Regions from separate parts of the Homo sapiens genome. Here region 1 is linked to region 2. Evidence: chromatin loops called from intact Hi-C (ENCODE). Cell type or tissue: PC-3. All regions are shown on one strand. Each heading gives the region's core, and the rest is flanking DNA. Links, peaks and the distances in the headings are about the cores only.

The links. A loop is a pair of places that touch in the nucleus more often than their neighbours do. Peaks named below come from ENCODE experiments on the same cell type or tissue, not always from the same donor. Only the 100,000 strongest peaks of a DNase experiment are listed, where the experiment ranks them.
Region 1: a loop joins it to region 2, with 3 times the contacts of the local background. A loop is called at or near these places in 1 of 110 quality-filtered maps.

Annotation. Positions count from the first base shown.
Region 1 is chr1:215,183,644-215,194,565 of GRCh38, forward strand. The region is part of intron 5 of KCNK2 (potassium two pore domain channel subfamily K member 2); the gene reads left to right. Among named protein-coding and RNA genes, the nearest start is that of KCNK2, 110 kb to the left of the region's middle. In PC-3, for the core only: no CTCF peak of the experiment used is centred there; a DNase peak (open chromatin) is centred at 8,888; H3K4me3 peaks cover 432 bases; H3K27ac peaks cover 2,193 bases.
Region 2 is chr1:215,268,238-215,279,159 of GRCh38, forward strand. No RefSeq gene overlaps it. Among named protein-coding and RNA genes, the nearest start is that of KCNK2, 190 kb to the left of the region's middle. In PC-3, for the core only: a CTCF peak has its summit at 1,919; a DNase peak (open chromatin) is centred at 5,794; H3K27ac peaks cover 568 bases.

The DNA.
Region 1 (10,922 bases), core at 1,185-9,184, 85 kb before region 2:
TTATGGATCATTTTTACCAGCTACCATAAATCTAAACCATTCTCTTAAAAAATTCAGTTTGAAGTATTAAAAACATGGTAAAAATTAGAGTAGGAATGTGTTATTAAAATTCTCATTAGTGTAATTTAGTTTTAAGAGAGTTTTATACTTTTTGGCTGTTTACTGTTCTTCCTTGACGCAAATTTCTTACTTAAATATTTTTAGAACAGAAAATACTTTCTGAAGTTCTGTAAGATCTCAGAGAGGGCTAATATTTATCTGTTTCTATTGATTTGTTAATTAAGGTTCAACCAGACAAAGCCACTAATATCCATGAAGATGGGGACACTTTTATGAACAAAGCTTTGCTTTTGGTCAAAAATACAGTGTACACCTCTCTGTGCACTGTAGATGTACAGAGGACATCTACAGTCTAGATGTACCAGTGTATATCCTCTCTGGATGAGGACCCTGGGAAAGGAGGGTGCATCACTCTGCTGAAGATCTTTTAGTTTCATAATTAGTAGAATGTGGGAAGGAGAATTTGAGACATTTCTAACTCCGTATAAGATAAGCTTGTGTCCTGAAACACTCATTTTTCTACCTCTTATTCAAAGTGTATAACTGGCTTAAGTAGAAATGGAAAGTTTGTTATTACAGGAGAAAGTGAGATATAGTGATGATAACAAAAATATACTTGTGATGCATTAATCTTAGGCTGTCTTATCACTTTTTAAATATAACTAACAAGGCCTTATGGCAACTGTGGAATATATAGGTATTATGTGACACGTTTTATATTTTCAGGCCTGATGTCGTATTGTATGTGTTTGTATTAGTCCATTCTCACGCTGCTAATAAAGACATACCTGAGACTGGGTAATTTATAAAGGAAAGAGGTTTAATAGACTCATAGTTCAACATGGTTGGGGAGGCCTCAGGAAACTTACAATCATAGCAAAAGGGGAAGCAAACATGTCCTTCTTCACATAGTGACAGGGAGAAGAAGAATGAGAACCTTATAAAACCACCAGATTTCATGAGAACTTACTCACTATCATGAGAATAGCATGGGGGAAACCACTCCTATGATTCAATTACCTCCCATAGGGTCCCTTTCATGACAGGTGGGGATTATGGGAACTACAATTCAAGATGAGATTTGGGTGGGAACACAGCCCAAACCATATCAGTGTTATTTTAAACAACTAACAGTGTCAATTCAGTATGTGGCCCTCATGATCTGAGACCAAAAAAAATACAAAAAGTATAAATAAAAATGAATGTGGGTGGAGTCCTAAACAATATTATATTTGTGACCATTGTATAAACCAGCTTAGGAAAAAAATATTTTTCTTTATCATTTTGTAGAAGATGAAAAATTCAGAGTCATGGCATAGTATCATAGGAGAATAGGAGAATGATAGCTGTGTGCTAATAAGAATAATCAAATAAACAACTTTATTTTTACTAGCTTTTATTATATTGTTACCCATCTTCAAATCTGTTAATTTTTTTTTATTTGACAGAGGAAATAATACAAACTTATAGAAATATACGTTAATTATAATTAGCATAAGAATTTGATGTGATTAATATGACAGATGCTGAGTAAGATAAATTGACACTATTTTTGCTGATTCATCACTATCTCCTTAACTTATATATTTTTGTGGCTGTGTTGGTCTTTGTGAAGCTATGATACCCTGTTTCTAGTACTGTAATCTTTACATTCCAGGTCCTTGTGTCCAGGGAGTGTTTTTGGAATGAGAATGTGGATTGGGGGGCAGATGTGGCAACGGCTGGGTAGCAGATGTGTGCCCTTTGCAAGAGTCTTTGGAAAAACAGAAATTGTGAATTTTTTTAAAGGATCTTGGAAAAGAATTGCCTCATATAGTCCAATAGAGTACACAAAATTAGACTTTGCTTCTGGGTACCTTATGACTGTAAAATTAGCTATTGAGTGAGTTTCCCATCTGGGAAATATCAATTATTTACTGTTTAGAACTTTCCCTCTTGCTATTAGATGTCCTAAAGACAGTGTTCTCGCTTAATTTTGCTATTTTGCCAGGGAAAAGCAAGAGGAATTGCTCTAACTTGAACCTCCTCATCTTTCTATTGGGCTATAAATCTCATAAGGAAACAAAGACGTCCCTTCCATAATGCACACTTAATATTTGATGTCAATCTGCAAAACCTGCAAAATCTGCTCTGAGGAGGATCAGGGTTCAGCTACATTGTTATATTGAACTTTTCTGAAGGCAACTTAAAGAATGTATTCTTCAAACTGTGGTGTTATTAAAGGAAAAGAAGTATATTTTGGAAAGTGATTTATAAATGTTTAGGATGCAGATTGTAATAGATCTGTATTTCTTAACATCAGTATAATTATTAGAAGCATCTTAAGAACAAGTGATGATGGGGTGGTTTAGACCAGAACTCTGAAATAGTGCTTGTCCCCAGGGAATGAGCAAGAAAAGTAGATTTTCTATGATAAGAGAACATGACGATTAGGCTGGGTATGGTGGCAAAATGGCAGCACTTGAGAGGCCAAGGCAGGAAGATCACTTGTGGCCAGAAGTTCAAGACCAGCCTGGGCAACATAGTGAGACTCTTGTCTCTACAAACATTTTTAAAAATTAGCTGTACATGGTGGCATGCAGCTGTAGTCCTAGCTATTTGGGAGGCTGAGGTGGGAGGAGGTCTTGCTGCGGTGGGCTATGAAGGTGCCACTGCACTCCATCCTGGGCAACAGGGCGAGGCCCCATCTTGAAAAAAAAGAAAATATGAAAACTCCTATTTCTATGTATTTCTAAATCTCATTATTTCTTCACTTTTTATTTTTATATATCGTAATACTTATGATATAGTAGAGCATAATACATTTCTAATTCATAAGTAATGTGCAATACTTTGCCATTTATCACTGTGAGTGATGAATCAAAAGCATTTAGAGATCACCGGTGCAGATAAATAGGCAGTGCTCAGGTGTCTCTGTGTATGTGACTGAATATAGGAATTCAGCATTTAGTACTTTCTCTACAGGAAGAGATCTCCCAGAAAATTTTAACTTCATATTTATTTATGCAGAGAACATGTTTTAGTGACTGGTTACCTTAGTGATTGGTATCTGCTCCTTCCCGATGGCACTTTCTGTTCTCTCTCAGTGCTCAGTGTTCTGGGGCTAAAAAGCACTTGGGAGGCCACAGAATCTGTAGACACTTTTATTTGACATATGAGTAAGCAGACCCCTGTTGCTAAGAGTGGCAAGTGCAGAGTAATTCTTCCTAAAGGGTGAGAAGAGAGAAAGGAAATTATTTTGCAAAGTGTTATTTACTTAATTTTATTTTATCTTTTTATTTTTTGAGACAGAGTCTCACTCTGTAGCCTAGGCTGGAGTGCAGTGGTGTGATCGTGGCTCACTGCAGCCTCGACATTCTGGGCTCAAGTAATCCTCTTGCCTCAGCCTCCCAAGTTGCTGGGACCACAGGCACATGCCACCATACCCAGCTAATTTTCTGTATTTTTTGTAGAGATGAGATCTCCTTCGTTGCCCATGCTGGTCTTGAACTCCTGGGCTCAAGCGAACTTTCTGCCTTGGCTGCCCAAATTGCTGGGATTTTAAAAGCATCAATAATGATGTATAATCAAATTTGTACAGATAAGTTAAAGTTAATGGCAAAATTGTATGTGAGAATTAGTGTTGATTCTCTACGTTCTGTTTCCTAACTTTTGTCATTTTATTTTTTATTTGACTGGAAGTCTCAGGTGATAAGTTAAGTCATGCTTGCCTTCCTGAGAGCTAAATCAACTTTTCTCTTTCTTTATTAAAATCTAAGAAGTCTTATTAATTATACGGTAATGTATGAACACTTGCTTTTTTACAACTTGTCTTCTTTTACAAAGGTCCAAGACTTAAAAAAAAAACACATAAAGTGTTAGTGATTCTTCTTCAAAATTAGAGAAAAGTGAAATAATTACCCAACCTAACACAATTTAAAATTTCTTTTCAAGGCTGGTAGCTCCTTTAATATAAACCCTTAGGGTCTATACCTTAAAGGGGTCATACAAGCCAGTGAATTCATTTCCACAGCTTGTTTAGAAGCTGCCCAGTGAAGTCCTTAACACTCCTTTTCAGAATTACAGGAATTCGAGGTTGCAGTGAACTATGATTGCACCACAGCTCTCTAGCCTGGGTGACAGAGCAAGACCCTGTCTCAAAAATTTAAAAAAAAAAAAAAAAAAGAGGAAAGAAAGAAAAATAGTACTCCTTTTCATAAACCTGAGGTTAATATTTTGTAAAGGGTAATGTGAAAGAGTGAAAAAACCAGAGAAGAATTTATAGTTTCACAAAGCAGTGTCCTCACATTACCTAGTTTTCTAATAAAATCCAAAAGTTCTAGGCAAAAATCCAGATGTTCTAAGAAATCCTCATGGTTAATATTATGAAAACACATATTCCATCTGAGCATGAATTTATTTAACCATCCAAATACATCATCATGGAATTCTGATCAGTGAAATTGAGTATATTTGGTTAAATAATGAAATTTTCTTCATCACACATGTAGTTTTGAATGCTTACCAGGTCAGTCAGGCTTCCTGCTTAGTACCCTGTGCTCCCTCCTATAGAGGTACAATACAATTTGGGACTTTCCCAGGTAAAATTTTTCCTCTTCTGGCATATTTACCTTTACTACATTTTTATAGTTTTTCACAGTGTTATAATCATTTGCCATCACATTTTTTACTTGGGAAGCACACATTTGTATGTCTCATATTAAGGATTCAGTCTTCTTGGAATTACATTTTCAAAGTCATTATTGGAAATGTAATTTTTAGTAAGCAAACTATTTGCTTTCCTGTATAACTGAAATTATGACTCATTCAGTGGAGTGCTCAGAGCTTGCTCAATTTAAGAGAATTTTATTATGAAAACATAAATCTCTTTAAAAAACCATGGCATGTTTCTCCCCTAACCCCCAAGCAGTTAGTTCAAGTAGAGACCCTCTAGAAAACAGCACCTTGTGTTGACTAAGAGTTTTGCAACCATGTCAAAGGCCAGGTATTAAAATTGCTATTGTTGAGCTGATAACTGAGTAGAAATTTGCCAGGAATTTAACAGATAACAAGGAAAGTACCTGATAAAGAGTGAGATCTGTTGAAGAGCAGTCATTACCACCATCACAATGGCTCAGAAAAATTGCTTTGTTTGGAAAAGGAGGGTTTGTGTGACTGCTAGGGAGATGTTTTATATTCATTGGTCATTTGTTTGGTTAGGTGTTTAATGGACACATATTGTATATTAGATACTGTGCTTAGCACTTAGTGAGAATAATTGCTCTAGTTCCTGTTCCTGTAAGACAGAATGTATGAAATCCAGGAGCAACAACTAAGTAGGGAATCTTTTTCTCTTCCTGCTATTTGCTCTGTTTTATAATACAGGAAAATTCTGTAGAGGGTTTAGTCACTCCCTGATTTAACTTGTGACTCTCGGAGAACTCACAACAGAAATAATGGCCATCTGCATGATTTAATAAGTGGGATTTGACCCAAATGGTTCAGAAGTCTTAGGGACTGTGGACAAACCAAAAAGTTACTTAACTTTTAGGGTTCTGAATGGATATATAGAAGTATTGTAAAAACATGTGGAGAAAAAATTGAGGAGAAAAGCATTCAGTGATTGATAATTACGGCTTTGTGAGGCAGGAAGTAAATTGTACTACATTCCGTGAAAAATATTCCAAATTGTTCTAGATTGAGATTTAAAGACAATTTCTAAGAATAACAATTGGGTACATCTATATACTGTTCCATCTTTATAAAGGATGAGTGAGTGACATCATGTGTTGATTTTTCTTTCTTTATGATCATGAGACTGCTGTTCTCATGGCAGTTTTCCCAATTTAAGAACAAGTACCTACAGGGACACGGACAACTTCTTGAATGCTAAAATTTAAAATCCCCAAATATAAGTTCAAATGACACCTTTTTTGGCATTCTGGTTTTCCGACTCAATGGCATATGAAAAGTTTAGTTTAGTAGGTAAGCTGTTGTTTAATACTGAAGTCATATTTCCATTTGTTATAAAGAAAATAGAATTTATAACATCATTAAAAGGGGTTCTCAGTCCTTGAAGCAGTGAGAAACACCTTATTCAGTAAAATTACTTAATAACACAATAAGATATACTAAAACAGAAATTAAGATTTTCCCTCCTTCATATTAAGACAGGATAGCTTTAATTAATAAAAGTAAAGTCAAGTAAACCCCCCAAAATTAAAATCCATGTTTGATATTTAAGCTAAAATACTTATAGGCTGATTTAAAGGAATGATCCCTACTTTCTTTAAAATGGAGTTATATATCTATGTTTATATTCTGTAACAGATATGCCATTTTAGAAAATCAGAAGAGATGTATGGAACTGATAACCTTAGTCCGGAGTGGCTAGGTTATCCTTTAAAACCAGGATATATCTTTTTTCTTCCTTCCTAAATATTTTGTTATTCAGAAAAAAATTCACAGAAAAAGAAAATTATATTTAACTAAGAGGGGATGTTGTATGCCCAAGTTCTTTAGCATCGAAGAGGGCCGATGGCTGGGAACGCTGGAGAGAGGACAGAGCAAGGTAAGGAGGCTCTTGGTGGAATGATGCTTGTCCTCAGACCCACGTGGTTTCTAGGTGAGAACCTTGAGGAGAAGAGGCATGCCTTGTGCAATTTGGTATTTCCTGCCTTAGCTAAGTACCTCCCAGGCAGTATGAGCAAAATAGGTTGGTGGATAAATGATAAGAAGGACAGTAGGTGACATCATAGGTGACGTGGACCACTGGGTTCAATGAAGGAGCCTGTGTTTTGGAGCTATTCAGACACCTGTGTTAAACTCTAGCTCTGCTACCCCTTTCTTGGGTGGCCTGACATATGTTATTTTCTCTACTGAGATTGTGATATCTCCATTTTAAAGTGGGATACTTACTGTTGGGATTTCAAGGAGCCCATACAAACTGGTCTTTCATTCCTGAGTTCCAAAGAGACCATGAGAGTGATGGCAATTGGATCATCAGCTTTATTGCTGCAAAAGGAAGCTGGCAATGTGACTTAGTTCTATGGCCGCATGGTCTTAACTAACAGCCCTGCCCTAAGTCAATGGAAGTGTGAAGCGTGAGAATGCAACTCCCCTCAACACCTACCCACAGGGTGTTAGGATGGAATGATTTCGTTCATGGAGGTAATCAGTAAGTCTTCCTTCTCATCCCACTCTTCCAATCTGATTTTGAATATTCTGTAAATCAGTGGAAATGAGCATATTAACTGGGTTAGGCAGGGTTTACAGAGCCAATTTTTCTTTCTTTCTTTTTTTTTTTTTAAGTCTTCTAGGGGCCAGGCATGGTGGCTCATGCCTGTAATCCTAGTACTTTGGGAGGCCAAGGCATGCAGATCACTTGAGGTTAGGAGTTCAAGACCAGCCTTGCCAGCGTGGTGAAACCCTGTCTCTACTAAAAATACAAAAATTCGTCAGGCGTGGTGGCAGGTGCCTGTATTCCCAGCTTCTCGGGAAGCTGAGGCAGGAGAATCGCTTGAATACGGGAGGTGGAAGTTGCAGTGAGCCGAAATGCACCACTGCACTCTTGCCTGGGTGACAGAGTGAGGCTGCATCTCAAAAAAAAAAAAAAATGCCTTTTAAAAGGTGTCTGCCACGGCCTCATGGGTTGTTCTGTTGCCTAATCAATGATTCTTTGGAGCCAGCTAGAATAGGGCTTTCTTAATGCTGGGTAGAGGGACTGTTTCCAGCAAATGTTTAGGAAACCTGCTTTGTGGAGATAATGGTTTCCTAGCAATAATACCAGCCTGAACTTTCCTGAGCTATATTTTTTGTAGTTTAATCTACTAGATTGGATTAGGCTCTGACTGAGTTCCTTACACAAGCAATAAGGGCAAGAGATCCGGAGAGAGATTACACCATCTAAAAGAAGCTGTCACATGTCATATAAGAATGTCAGGATGAGTAGACTTATTTTAACTACTTGGAAAAGTTTATAAGATTCCCAAAACCTTTATACCTCCACACTTTTTTGTTATTTTTATTACCATCTGTTTACTGTCCTATTATGATTAGCCAGAAAGCTCTTAAAATGGAAAGGATTTATGTGCATGATTTTAGTGGTAGTAAAGAAAAAAGAGCAGTGGAGTGAATATTTCTGCCAGGTCGGTGGGGAACCTAGGAGGGGAGAGTGGGCTGTAGCATCTTGTAGGCTGCATCTCAGAAGTCTGTGGAAAGAGAAAAAACAGAGCGTGGGAGACAGGGGCAGTGGCCCTGTCAATAACAAGAAGTCAATAATAGAAATTACACTCGATTCTTAGTAAGCCAGAGACAAATAGGTAGGTTTCCTCAACATAGCTAGACTGAAATTAATGCTTGTAAAAGTCAAGAAGTTTTTTAAAAGGTATTTCCTAATTTATTCCTAATTTAAAAATAAAACATTTTTTCTTAGCAAGTTATCCTGACATCACAGATATGTTAATTTGGATAAGATTCTTAGATGAAGTGAATTGATTAATGTGAAAATTAATTCATGAATCTTAGATATCAGCAAGTGAGTAGGATTTGGGAGTTGTTTGACAATATTTCTTATATATAGTATTCGTTTTTCCTAGATCATCTGACTGCCAGTATTTCATCTTGAGAGTGGCAATTTAAAAAGGAAAAGCATTTTTTTCCCCTGGGCTTAGACTCCACTAAAACTTGTGGGTTGAACATTTTACCCAAATATAGACCTTTTAGTGATTAAGCTAATTTACTCTTTTCAAACTGTGACATCCTGTTTATAAGAAAGAAGACTTATAAAAAGTAATCTGAGCATGAACTAACTCTTCTAAAGTCAACATCTTGGTGAACTTATGTGTTAAATGAGTCACAAATATTTGGATGAAGATTTTTTCTGGTTTTGAAAGGGAAAGTACTTGGGAAAAAATGTCATTTTGGTTTCATTGAAATGGAAACATTTGAAAAAATGAAATTCACTGGTGAGACTATCATGTAACAGGTTTACACACATATTTCTTAAGTCAGTTCTGTGAAGTTTTAGAGCCGTATCCTCCATGGGCCAACTCTTAACCATCACGAGATGCATTTATAATTATTCCCAGAAATAAGCTTTTAATGTTGCAAAAAGTAAAAATTTTATAATATTTGAAAGTAATATTATTCACTTTGTAAAATGTGTTCTAAAATTATTTTTGTCCCAAAAGAAAGCTGAACGATGCCTATTCAAATTATTTACCTGACAGAAAAATGCTTTTTATTGACCCTTTATTATTTGAAAATGTCATTATGAGCAACTTAAAATTTAATTTCTCTACAATAATGTTATACTCAGTATTTTATACTTGATTTAATATATACTTGCAATGCATACTTGATTTTTAATATATACCTGCAATTTATTAGCAAAATTAAATTTCTCTACAATAATGTTATACTCAGTATTTTATACTTGATTTTAATATATACTTGCAATTTATACTTGATTTTTAATATATACCTGCAACTTATTAGCAAAATTTAATTTCTCTACAATAATGTTATACTCAGTATTTTATACTTGATCTTTGATATACTTGCAATTTACTGGCTGAATTTTTGTGAATTGGGCAAATCCATGCTCTGTTTAAGCACCTCCAGTCTCTATGCTGTTGGTCCTAAAATCCTTATCTTCTGCCCTGTTCTATTAAGTGTTAGATTTGCATGTAAGGATCTTGTTGGTTATTACCTCAAGCACTTCGAACCTGTCAGTTCTCAGTTTTAATTACTTTTTTTTTTTTTAAAGTCACTCTTTCTTCCCCTATTCAGTTACAATATCTTTGGTCTTTGGTCACCAGAGAGCTCTTCCTCTCACTTATCCCACCAAGTAATTGGCCATGAATCCTTGATGATTCGGCCTGTAAAATGACTCTTCTTGCCATCTCTGCCCTATCTCAGACACAATAATTTCTTAGCTAATTCAGAACAAAAGCTTCTCATGGGGCTTCCCTGTCAATTTGTTCTTCTCTGCCACTAGATCTTTCTGTGGAGATAGTCAAACACGAATACACAGGACTTATCTCCCGAGAGACTTTTACCTATTCTCCATGGAGTTAAGATCAAATCTTTACAATCTGATACAGCCTACTTTTTCTAGATTTCTCTCTTCTACTTATCTGCTCTTTGGCCCAATACATGTGGAGATTCATCCATGACTAAAAGTCATTTGACTATACTATATATTTTCCACACTGTGCTATTCCATGTTTTGATCCTCATTACCTAAGACTCACTTTTCCCCTTCTTACTTTCCTTCTTCCAGAAGTAAAAATCACTTCTTCTATGTCCTCTCATAGTACTTTTTTATTCTCTTTGCCATCATGCAATATACCCCATTGAGGTTAACTGTCTATATGAGGATTTCTTGGGCTAAATTATGAATTTTTCAAGGGAGGTATTTGATTTCTTACTTGTGAAAATAAAAATAGTTTCACTGTTGGGACTTAATAAATGCCCCCATATTAATGGGGTACTAAACAAAGGGTGTGTTGAAATGAACCCAGATTCTTATAGGTACAGTTATTGTTCCAAGTGGATGGAGAAGTACTTCAAGGATTAGAGTAAAAAAAAACAAGAGCCTTGCCAATATTTTTTTTCTTGAGAGCTACGGTTTTATTTTATGACAGTCATGGGAATTTCTCAGAAAAGTCAGAGAATAATGAATGGTAGTATTACCTGCAAATTTCTATTTGTTTTCATTCGAACCATCAAGTCATTGTCTCTGGCATTTGTTAGTGATTCATTGTATTGATGACTTTAAAATAAGAACCATCACTAGAGTTGTTCACTTGCTGTTCAGTTTGGCATTAAGTTGATTAGCTAGCATGTATTTATTGGCAATGAGGTAAATATGCTAAGTT
Region 2 (10,922 bases), core at 1,273-9,272:
GGGTCAGATTCTGTACCAGACCCATGGAGCATGCTGAGTTCTGAACCTAGTTATAAGTCAGTTATAGTGACAATAAGAGATGGCTGAGGTTAATCTTACATAAAATGAGCATTCACTTGCAAGACAACAGTCCAGTTCCTAGACAGATGGTTGCAGAGTTTTCAGGCAAGGGAAAGCTTGTCTTTTCAGCTACAGGCTGAGTATCCCTTATCTGAAAAGCTTGGGACCAGAAGTGTTTCAAATTTGGGGATTTGGAATATTTGCATACATATAACGAAGTATCTTGGGGATGGAATCCAAGTCTAAACATGAAACTCATGTTTTATATAAATATTATACACGTAGCCTGAAGGTAACTTCATATAATATTTTACAATAATTTTGTGCATGAAACAAAGTTTGTGTTAAGTACTTATGTGTGGAATTTTCCACTTGTAGGTTATGTTGGCATGCACAAAATTTTATATTTTGGAATATTTCAGATTTTGGATGTTCAGATTAGGAATTCTCAGCCTGTTCAGGTAAGCAATTGGCATGTATTTACAGGGGGGCTCAGAGTGACTTGAATCTAAGATTCTCAGCCTCATCTGAGTATGAATTAATTTGTCCATTTCAAGTTTCTGAGTCCCATTTCTTCCTTATCAATGCTTTCACTTTCTTGTGAGAGACTTTGTAAGGCTATGAATTCAATACGTATTGTAATTCTGCAAACTTCACAGTATTTTAAGTATAGCTTCTTAAAATATTGGTCACATGGCTGCAGAAAAATGAGACTTATTTAGGGTTGTCATGAAAAGTTTGTGGTTCTCTGACCATGACTTGAATTGAGAGTTTAAAGACCTATGTTTATAGTTTCCATCTTCTAACCACTCTTGTGCACTTGACAGCAAAAAGCTAATGAGGATGCATCATGATAGGAAGATCAAGCCATGATATGACCTTATTTAAGCTGTGATCATGCTTCCTCCTAGGGTTGGCATGGGGATTGAATAAGTAGATGCTCATAAGAATCCATCCCATACCACAGTCCACATAGGCATCCTTACTCCAGTAAGAGTCAAATGAAATAGTCACTTGGGTTCCCAAGGTTCTTGCTTCAGTAGACACTTCATCACAATCAACCACAGGTGGTGATGTGATTAAGTGTAGTGCATCTACATGCAATTAGTGATTAGCACCTCATTTACCATTGGCAAGGATCTTGATATTGCGTTCAATCTAAGGACATGACCATATTAATCCAACATAACTTTAAGGATTTGTTTCCTAAAATAAATTTCTGGTTATGGAACCAATTACTGTGTAAGGAAGGGCCCATTCAGGAGACAGACACAGTACTGGCTATTTGAACCCAGAAAATTTAATGTAAAGAACTGTTAACTATTTACAAAGTTCTTAAACAGATAAAAGAAAGCATTTTTTTTTTTAAAGATATAAACTGCAGAAAGTAGCTACCACCCCTAGGGCTGAGGGAACAAACGGGAGAGTTTGCAATTATTAATCTTTAGAACCTTAGCTAGGGGCTCTCTGTTGCAGAAATTAAGCCATTTGATGAGAAGGTGCTTGTTCAGCTAGTGCTGGTGCATTGGAGCTTGGAGAAAAGGCCCTGTAGACTTGAGACCTTTGTCTACGGAAAAGGGGTCAGCAGACAGTTGGTGCTGGTGTTTTCAGGCAGAGAACATAATGGAGCTGATCTGCAAGTGCGGGAAAAACTACGAACGGGTTTCACCTGCTGCGTTGAAACAAACAAGCAAACTGGTGTACTATGGAGTCAAAACAACAACAACAACAACAACAACAACAACAACAACAACAACAACAAACTCTGAAGTGCTGCTAGTAGTCACAGCCCTCAGGGAGAATACAGCCAAGACTGTTGCTTGTTCCTTCTCCAGCCTTGCAGTCTCTCACTAGTGCCCCTCACTGGCAGAGCCTAACAAAGCAGAAATGTGGTTTCTGGAATTCTGCCCTAGCATCAAAAAGCAGAGCATAGAGGGTCAGTTTGGAGCTGGGGACAATGACTTCATAAATGGCACAGGCCTCTTCCAGTTATGCACTTATCCCCATTTGTTTATACATCCCGAGCAGGAATCTTCTTAGAAGATAGACAGAGGAAGAAAAACTACATCATGGGATGGTATTTTGTTTTAAATATGTTCAATAAAATCATGTCGTCCCTTGTTCCAGAGATGTTTGACAGTGTTGACAATTTGCTCCTGTTCTCCTAGCTGTTGGAGTGTCACTCTCCCTGGCTCTTCTGCAACTCCTCTGAGAGTTCCATCTTAGTCTAATTCACAGAATTTTCGCTTCATCATTTTTTCCGCAAACCTGCCCTTCCTCCTGTATCTGCCCTTTCAATAAAAGAGATTAACTTCCATGCAGTCACCCAAACTGGAAATGGAAGAGTCACTATTACTTCCTCATCTTATCCAGCCCACCCATCCAAGTGGATATCAAACCTGTGTATTCCACTCCCTAATTATCTCTTACATCTCCCCCTTTAATTCCTTCCCTTTTGCTCCTAACTCTCCTTAGCCCCTCGCCATCACTGATGCGCTTCCTTCTCAATGACTTCCCGGCCTCTACTCTGGGCCTCTCCTTTCCATCTGCCACACTTCTCGGCCTAAACTCCCTCAATGGTTCCCATCACTTCAGCCCAGTGCTTTTCACCCAACACCGTGCTAGAATTACACCAGGAAAACTTTTAAAAATGCAGATGCCTGAACCCTACCCTTAGAGACTTCATTTTAACTGGTCTGGACAGGTGCCCAGCCTCTTACATTTTTTAAACATTCCCCAGTTGATTCTATTGTTTTGCCAGGGTGGTGAGCCACTGCCTGAGCCTAAGTATCCAGTGCTTCTTATAAGCCATCTCATTTCTGTATTTCTAACCATATCTCCGACACCTTTCTTCCAACACACCATGTGCCCTAGTCTTCATGAAATACTTGTTTTCTTGCCTCCAACATCCATTCCACTCCTTTCCTTCCATATACGTTTGTAATTATTCCTTAAGATTCAACATAGGCAACAATCTAAGAAATGACTATTTCCAACGCCTATAACTGTAGAATGAACAGCTAAGAGCATAGATTTCAGAATCTGAAAGGTTTAATCCCAACTCTATCACTTAAAATAGCTGTGTTGGCTGGGCACAGTGGCTCATGCCTGGAATCCCAACACTTTGGGAGACTGGGGTGGGGGCGGATTGCTTGAGGTCAGGCATTCAGGACCAGCCTGGCCAACATGGCAAAACCCCGTCTCTACAAAAAATACAAAAAATTATCCAGGCATGATGGTGCACACCTGTAATCCCAGCTACTGGGGAAGCTGAGGCATGAGAATTGCTTGAGCCTGGGAGATGGAGATTGCAGTGAGCCAAGACCACGCCACTACACCCCAGCCTGGGCAACAGAGCAAGGCTCTGTCTCAAAAAAAAAAAAAAAGTAAAATATCTGTGTGACCTTGGACAAGTTGTGTGACTTATCTAAGCTTTAAATCCTATGTGTCAAATGGAGATAATACCTTCCGTAGAGGATGGGTGACCAAATAAACGGTGTGTTTGTAGTGCCTAATATAGTGCCTGGAAATAGACACAGTAGACATTATCTAATAATCATTAGCATCATACACCTATATCACCTATCTTTCTTTCCCATTAAATGCATGCACAGCATTGGCAAAGACCATATCATTCATTGTTGTACATAATACTTAATACAGAAGATGGCATATTGTAAGTACTAAACAAAATATCTATTGAATGAGTAAAGATATGGTTCCTGTTCCAGATAGCTCAGAGCCTGAATTCTTATTCATTCTTTTCTCTCTCTTGCAATTACATAATGGGTGGTTCATATAGATCTTCATAATTTTTTTTACTTCAAAATAATAAATTAGATAGATGAAAGTTTTGCTTTAATTTGCAAATTAGAATTGTTTATCTGGGTGCCCATTCGTACACATGATAACCTTTTTTTTCAATAATATTTATTGAGAGAAGAGAAAATAATTATATTGGAGAGACATTTGCACCCCCATGTTTATTGCAGCACTATTTACAATAGCCAAGATACGGAACAAATCTAGGTGTCCAACAGCAGATAAGTGGATGAAGAAAATGTGGCATATATATATATATATATATACACACACACACACACACACACACACACACACACACACACACCATGGAATACTATTCAGCCATAAAAAAGAAAAAAAATCCTGTCATTGACAGTAACATGAATGGAATTGGAAGACATTATGGTAAGTGAAATAAGCCAGGGATAGAAAGATAAACACTGAATATTCTCACTCTCATGTGGAAGCTAAGAAAAGCTAATATCATAGCAGTAAAAAGTTGAACAGAGGATGCTAGAGGCTGAGAAAGGAGGGATATGGGAAGATCTGTTAAAGAATAAAAATTATGGCTGGGCGTGGTGGCTCACGCCTGTAATCCCAGCACTTCAGTAGGCCGAGGTGGACCGATCATCTGAGGTGGGGAGTTTGAGACCAACCTGACCAACATGGAGAAACCCCGTCTCCACTAAAAATACAAAATTAGCCAGGCATGGTGACGCATGCCTGTAATCCCAGCCACTCAGGAGGCTGAGGCAGGAGAATCACTTGAACCCGGGAGGCAGAGGTTGTGCTGAGCCAAGCTTGTGCTATTGCACTCCAGCCTGGGCAACAAGAGTAAAATTCTGTCTCAAAGAAAAAAATTACAGCTATATAGGAGGGATTATTTCTATTATTCTGTACCTCTATGGGATGACTCTAGTTAACAATAATATATAGTTTCAAATAGCTAGAAAGAGAATATTTAATGTTCCTAACACAAGGAAATAAGTATTTGAGATGATGGATTTGCTAATTATCCTGATCTAATCACTATATATGTATCAAGACATCACTGTGTACCTCATACATATATGCAACTATTATTTGTCAACTAAAAATAAAATAATAATATTTATTGAACATTACATCACTCTAGGCACTGAAAAGAGATTCATGAACTTCTGTACTGGCCCATTAAACATTTAAGAGTATATAAGGCATTGGAATGAAAGAAAGAAGGAAGAAAGGAAAAAATAGAGGGAGGGAAGCCACTCCTTCCATTAATACTGGCACCTTTTGCAAATTTCCTCTTTACTCCTCATGGTGTTTTTTAAAGAAAGTCTATACAATCTCTCAGGACCTATTTCAAATGTCACCCTTTCCCAAAAGCTTGAGTGATCCTCCAGTTGAAATCAATCATTTCCCAGTGAATGTGTGGTCATTGTACCTGATACCTGTTTTATACCTACTGCCCTCATCTCATGCTGGAGACATCTGGTCTACCTTTGACTCCAACACTGTGTACTCTGTGAGACAGGGTGATGCCATATATTTTTCATACTCTCACAATATATAGCATAGCTCCATATATGTAATACTTAAGCCCAACAACTGTTTTTTGACTGCAATTATATCTCTTATTGAGGGTTTTTTCCACCCTCTTTTTACCCTCACTTACTGGAATATTTATACCACAATCAAGAGGATCATCATCACTGCCATCATCATCATCATCGTGTAGGTATAAACATCATTACAATTAGAGAAGCTGTAAAAAAAATTGAAAAAGTGTTTTTTTATTTAAACTCAGTGAGAAAAAAACATAACCACAAAGTCGCTTATCTTTAAAACTTTTTGGTGAAGGTAGAGAAGTGCCATAAAAAAACACAACATATTTCTGAAACCTCAATTTCCTGTGAGTCATCCTTAGGGAAATACAATATGAAAAGAATCAGCACAGATTCCAGATGGGAAGGTTCCTTGAAATACCCTTGGAGTTGCATGAGGATGTCTTATGAATTCAATGGTTTGTGATTTATTAATCTATACTGGGTCTGGATAAGAAATGTGTAATCCAGACTCGTCCTTCTCACTCTCTGTCTCTTGCTCTCCAAGTCTTCTTATTTCAAGTGTTCACAGTAAAGTTGCCTAAACAAGGAGGATTTTTTGAGTTTATGGAATTCAGTAATAGTTGCTAATAACATTCTTGGAGTTGCTTCATCGGGTTACTTTGTTGAATAGGTATAGATGATCAGTCTCATTTTTTATTCAGTGAATCAGTTACTACTGGCAAGAAGCAATACGTCATGGAGATTAAGGGTATGAGACGTGAAGTTAAATTTCCTGGGTTTGTATGTTAACTCAACTAAATTATGAACTGTGTGACCATCAACTGGTAACTGAACCTCTTTGTGTTTCAGTTTCCCAATCTTACCTATCTCTTAACATGTATTTGCACTATTAGATTAATTAGTATATATCAATTTCTTACTAGCACATATAAGTACTCAGTAAGTCTTAGATATCATTATCAAAATTAAAACTTTTATCTTTCCCAAACTTAACCCAAACATGCCCCTTTCTCCCTCCCTCTGCTCCTTCCTTCTTTCGTTCCTTCCTTCCTTCTTTTCTCCCTTCACTTCCTACTTCCTTCTTTCCTTTCTTCCTTCACTCCCTTCCTTTCTTCCTTCACTCCCTTCTTCCTTAACAGATATTATTGAAAAACTATGGATGCCCCATAATCCTCTATGTGTATGGAGAAAAAGAGGTAAACAAAACAGAAAACCTTCTTTTCATAAGGGGAGTCTTTGTTCATGAAAGGGGCCCTGACAATAAGCAAATCAATCTACAACATAATGCCAGAGAGCAATGACGAATATGCATTGTGAGGGAAAACAAAACAAGGTAAAGTGAACATGGGACTGTTGCAAGTACAAAGGGGAATAATAACATAGGGAAATTTGAAGTGAACTAAAGTGAATAATTGTTTTAAATTGCATAGTACATAATGTGTGTTTGCTGTTTTAAACTTATGTGAAGAAGGTGCTCATCTAAACTGCTATACTTTGCTCTGTCAGTTTATACTTGTCCTGGAGACATTTGGAAGCCCAGATTGCCATAAAGTATAGCTAACCAGGAAGAAAGGGATCTGGGATCCTTGACACATGCTCTAGGATCTATAGAGAATCCACAAAGCCTGAAAGGCAGTGATCGAGGGCAGTTCAATCTCTAGTCAATATTACAGAGTCCCTGGTTAAGTAATAATGGTAGTGGCATTTTAAAAATTATGAAACTGAGACTTCTGGAGGCCAAATGACTTGTATTGGTTTCATAATTTGTACATGGGAATTTAATACCTACCTGATGGATTTGTAGTAGAGATTAAAGCTAGTGGATGAAAGTGAGGAATGAATGACTAAACCCATCACGATTGGACTCCACGTCTATGGTATCTTCACCAGGCAGCCCTCCTGAGCCCAGCAGGGAGACTAACATTGGCATGAAGGACATCTCCCTCCAAGGCTGAGAATGCTTGTGCAAGGGTGATGAGTACTGTTTGAAGATACAGGGACTATTAGGACAAGAAAAATCCCTCAAACTAAAGGAACTAAAGTGCCTGGCATTAAAACAAGATAAGAACTGGGGCAAGAGGAAAGAGATACCAGAACAAAGGTTTAAGAGAGTAGCTTTTTAAGAAGATCAACACAGAAGCACAGTTATTAGAAGTAAGTCACAGGTGAATATGAGATTAATAGCAAATTTTGCTTCCCTGCTCACTAGAAAATATATAGGGCTTCATATTTCCTAGATACAGATGGAGCCTGTCCTTGTGCTTAAGGTGTAATTAAGAAGTGTTGAGGTCAACAGACAGCCATTTATGATGACATTGAAAAATATATAAAGTCATGGATGGACTATAATGTTGATCATGAGTTAATATTCATAATCCTTAATACTTAGGATCCCTAATCATTAAACCTTAAATAGCAACGGCTGTCATGTGTTAATTCCCCTAAATATTTTTATTAAGTATAAAGGTTCAGAAGTAGACACTGTATAGTAGAAAACACAGAGATCTTGAAATTAAAACCTGACTTTTTATTTTAATTCCCAATCAATATGATCTTAGACTAGTCTTCTAATTTCTCTCAGAATCTTCAGCTATAAAATTGACACCATTCTTGCTCTAAATTGGTTATAAAATTGTTATTAAGAAAATATGAGTTAATACACTTGAAAAGTATGAAATACTGACATAAAAGGTGATATTTTTGCTTGCATATACAGTTGCAGGTAAAATTTATTAAACAAGTTGTATACAGTGATTATACTAGGAGTTATTATTATTTAGGATAATTGTGGTGATTCTTTGGCCAAGTTTTCAATCCTTGTAAAAATAAATAGTTTCTCCAATTCATCCATTTATAACCTTTTTTTTGTTGTTGACTTTACTCATATTTTAAGTCAGGATCTTGAGCCCAGGTTATATAAATATTTTACTCAACTGTATGGAAGTGGAAGGCCACTTCTTTTAGAATGGTGATGAAGGCTGCTAGGACAGATATTCTTGGGTGAACCTGATAGTTGAGTGTTGAAAGAACCTCAGACACTTTGTTCGGTGGTAATCTGAACTGAGTAGACTTCAGAGGTGGTCCAGACTGCAGATGGAAACTATCAAGAGCCCATTGCAACAACAGAATAGAAGGCAGCTGTATTATGCAGTTGACCATAACCTACTCAGGGGAGAAGTGGGAAAGATTAAGAACATGGTGGAAAGAATCTGGCTTTTATATGGGTTCAGTTGTGCAATATCATGAAAGTTATTCACTTTTTTCTTTCTCCACACTTATAATTACTCTTCAGTGAGTCCTGTCATTATGCACATGGTTATTTTTTTTTTTTATTTTGAAAAGGACTCAGATGGGAAGAGATGTTTGACTCTCTGTCATTTCCTGGAGACACTGGATTTAGATGAATCTCAATAATATCAGGAATGAAAGAAATATTAGAGAGGTTTAATGCCCTAAGTGCTCTGCATCAGCAAAGGTGCTAGAGGACTTTGACTATTTTGATAATGGTGGTTACTCCTTCTAAGAGTACAAAACTTACCACAATCCTGTAAGGCAAGAGAAACTACTCAGTATTTCTCATGCACTAGGTAGCATCATCCACTTAGTAGACACCTATCTAATTTTTAGAAAACATACATACATAAGAAGAAAGTTATTTTTGTAATATGAATCTTGAACTTTCAAGTCTATAATGTGATGTCGAATGCTCCGGGATACTTGCTGGTCCATGAAGCTAAACAGTCCATGAGTTGAAGCCTTCACTGTTTCCTAGACTTCACTCAAAGGGTTAATTTTATTTATCAGAATCCTCTGTGTTTGGCAGCTTGTGGCACTATTGCACGTGTCCTTAGAAACATTAGAAATGCCCACAATATAATTCTTTCCCTGATCAAAATTCCACTCAAATGAAAACCAGGGATGTAGTTTTCTTCCAACCAAAATTAACTTTGCAACTGTGTCGTCCAGATGTACAACATCTTTGACAGTTTGTTTATGGATTGTACACAAGTACTGCTTTGGAAAAAAAAGAGAAGCTGTTGTTTTGGCAGTTGACTGTCAATGCATTTGGGTAGTTGTTTGTGGAACCTTTACTGGAAATCTGAACATCTGACTGACTCAGAGGATGGCTTTGTTTGGTTCTCTGCCAATCAGATCCTCCTAAGCCCTCAGAATCTTATACACAATTTAGCTTGCTATCACGTTCTATTAAGATACAGCTGTAGTTTGGTGGAGTATGTGTGGCATTTCAAATTATATACTCTAAGAATGGCACATCCAACTTAGTTAATCATGATTCCGGGCATTGCTCTGAATTTCAATGATTTTCTTGCAGAAGAAAAGAGAAGGGATATGAATTTTCCACTATTTTCTTGCTGTTGATGAGTTTGTAACCGCATCAAAAGTCATTTAGAGTCATCTTGTTATTTTAATAGGTTATACCTGCAATGTCATACAATAAAATAATCAACTCATGACTTCTCAGTGACCAAACATCCAGTAAAATGAGTCTTAAAAAAGTTAAATTGAGTCGTATCATTTGCAGAAAAATTGTAAGAATGTTATTAGTGGAGACAGTTTAATTCATCCAAAAGTTTCATTTAAAACACTTTGCCTGTGTCTTAGTCAGCTCAGGCTGACATATACTGCGTGGCTTAAACAACATAAATTTATTTTCTCACCATTCTGGAGCTAGAGGTCCAAGATCAAGATGCCACCATGGTTGGGTTTTGGTGGGGGCACTCTTCCTGGCTTATAGATGCTGTCACATGGTGGGAGTGTGGGAGTAGGGGGCTGAGGAGGTGGGAGTGAGGGTGAGTGGGAGAGACAGCAAGACTAACCTCTCTGGTGTGTCTTCAACTACAATTTTATTTTATTTTATTTTATATTTTATTTTATCTTATCTTATCTTATTTTATTTTATTTTACTTGAAACAAAGTTTCACTCTATGCCCAGGCTGAAGTGTAATGTTGCGATCTTGGCTCACTGCAGCCTCCACCTCCCAGATTCAAGTGATTCTTGTGCCTCAGCCTCTCTAGTAGCTGAGATTACAGGCGTGCATCACCACCCCTGACTAATTCTTATATTTTTAGTAGAGACAGGGTTTCATCATGTTGGCCAGGCTGGTCTCAAGTTCTTGGCATCAAGTGATTCACCCACCTTGGCCTCTCAAAATTCTAGGATTACAGGTGCGAACCACCATGTCTGGGCAACCTTTTGTTTGTTTCGTTTTGTTTTTCATTATTTTTGTAGAACTGTGGTCTCACTATTTTGCCCAGACTAGTCTTAAACTCCTTACCTCAAGCGTTCCTCCCACCTTGGCCTTTCAAAGTATCGGGATTACAGACATGAGCAACCATGCTGTGCCTGGTGTCTCTTCTTAGATTAGTGAAGGGCACCAATCCCATCATAGGGGACCCACCCTCAGAACTTCATCTAAAACTAATTATCTCCTAAAATCCCTATCTCCAAATCAAGTACTCATCACATCATTGGAAGTTAAGGCTTCA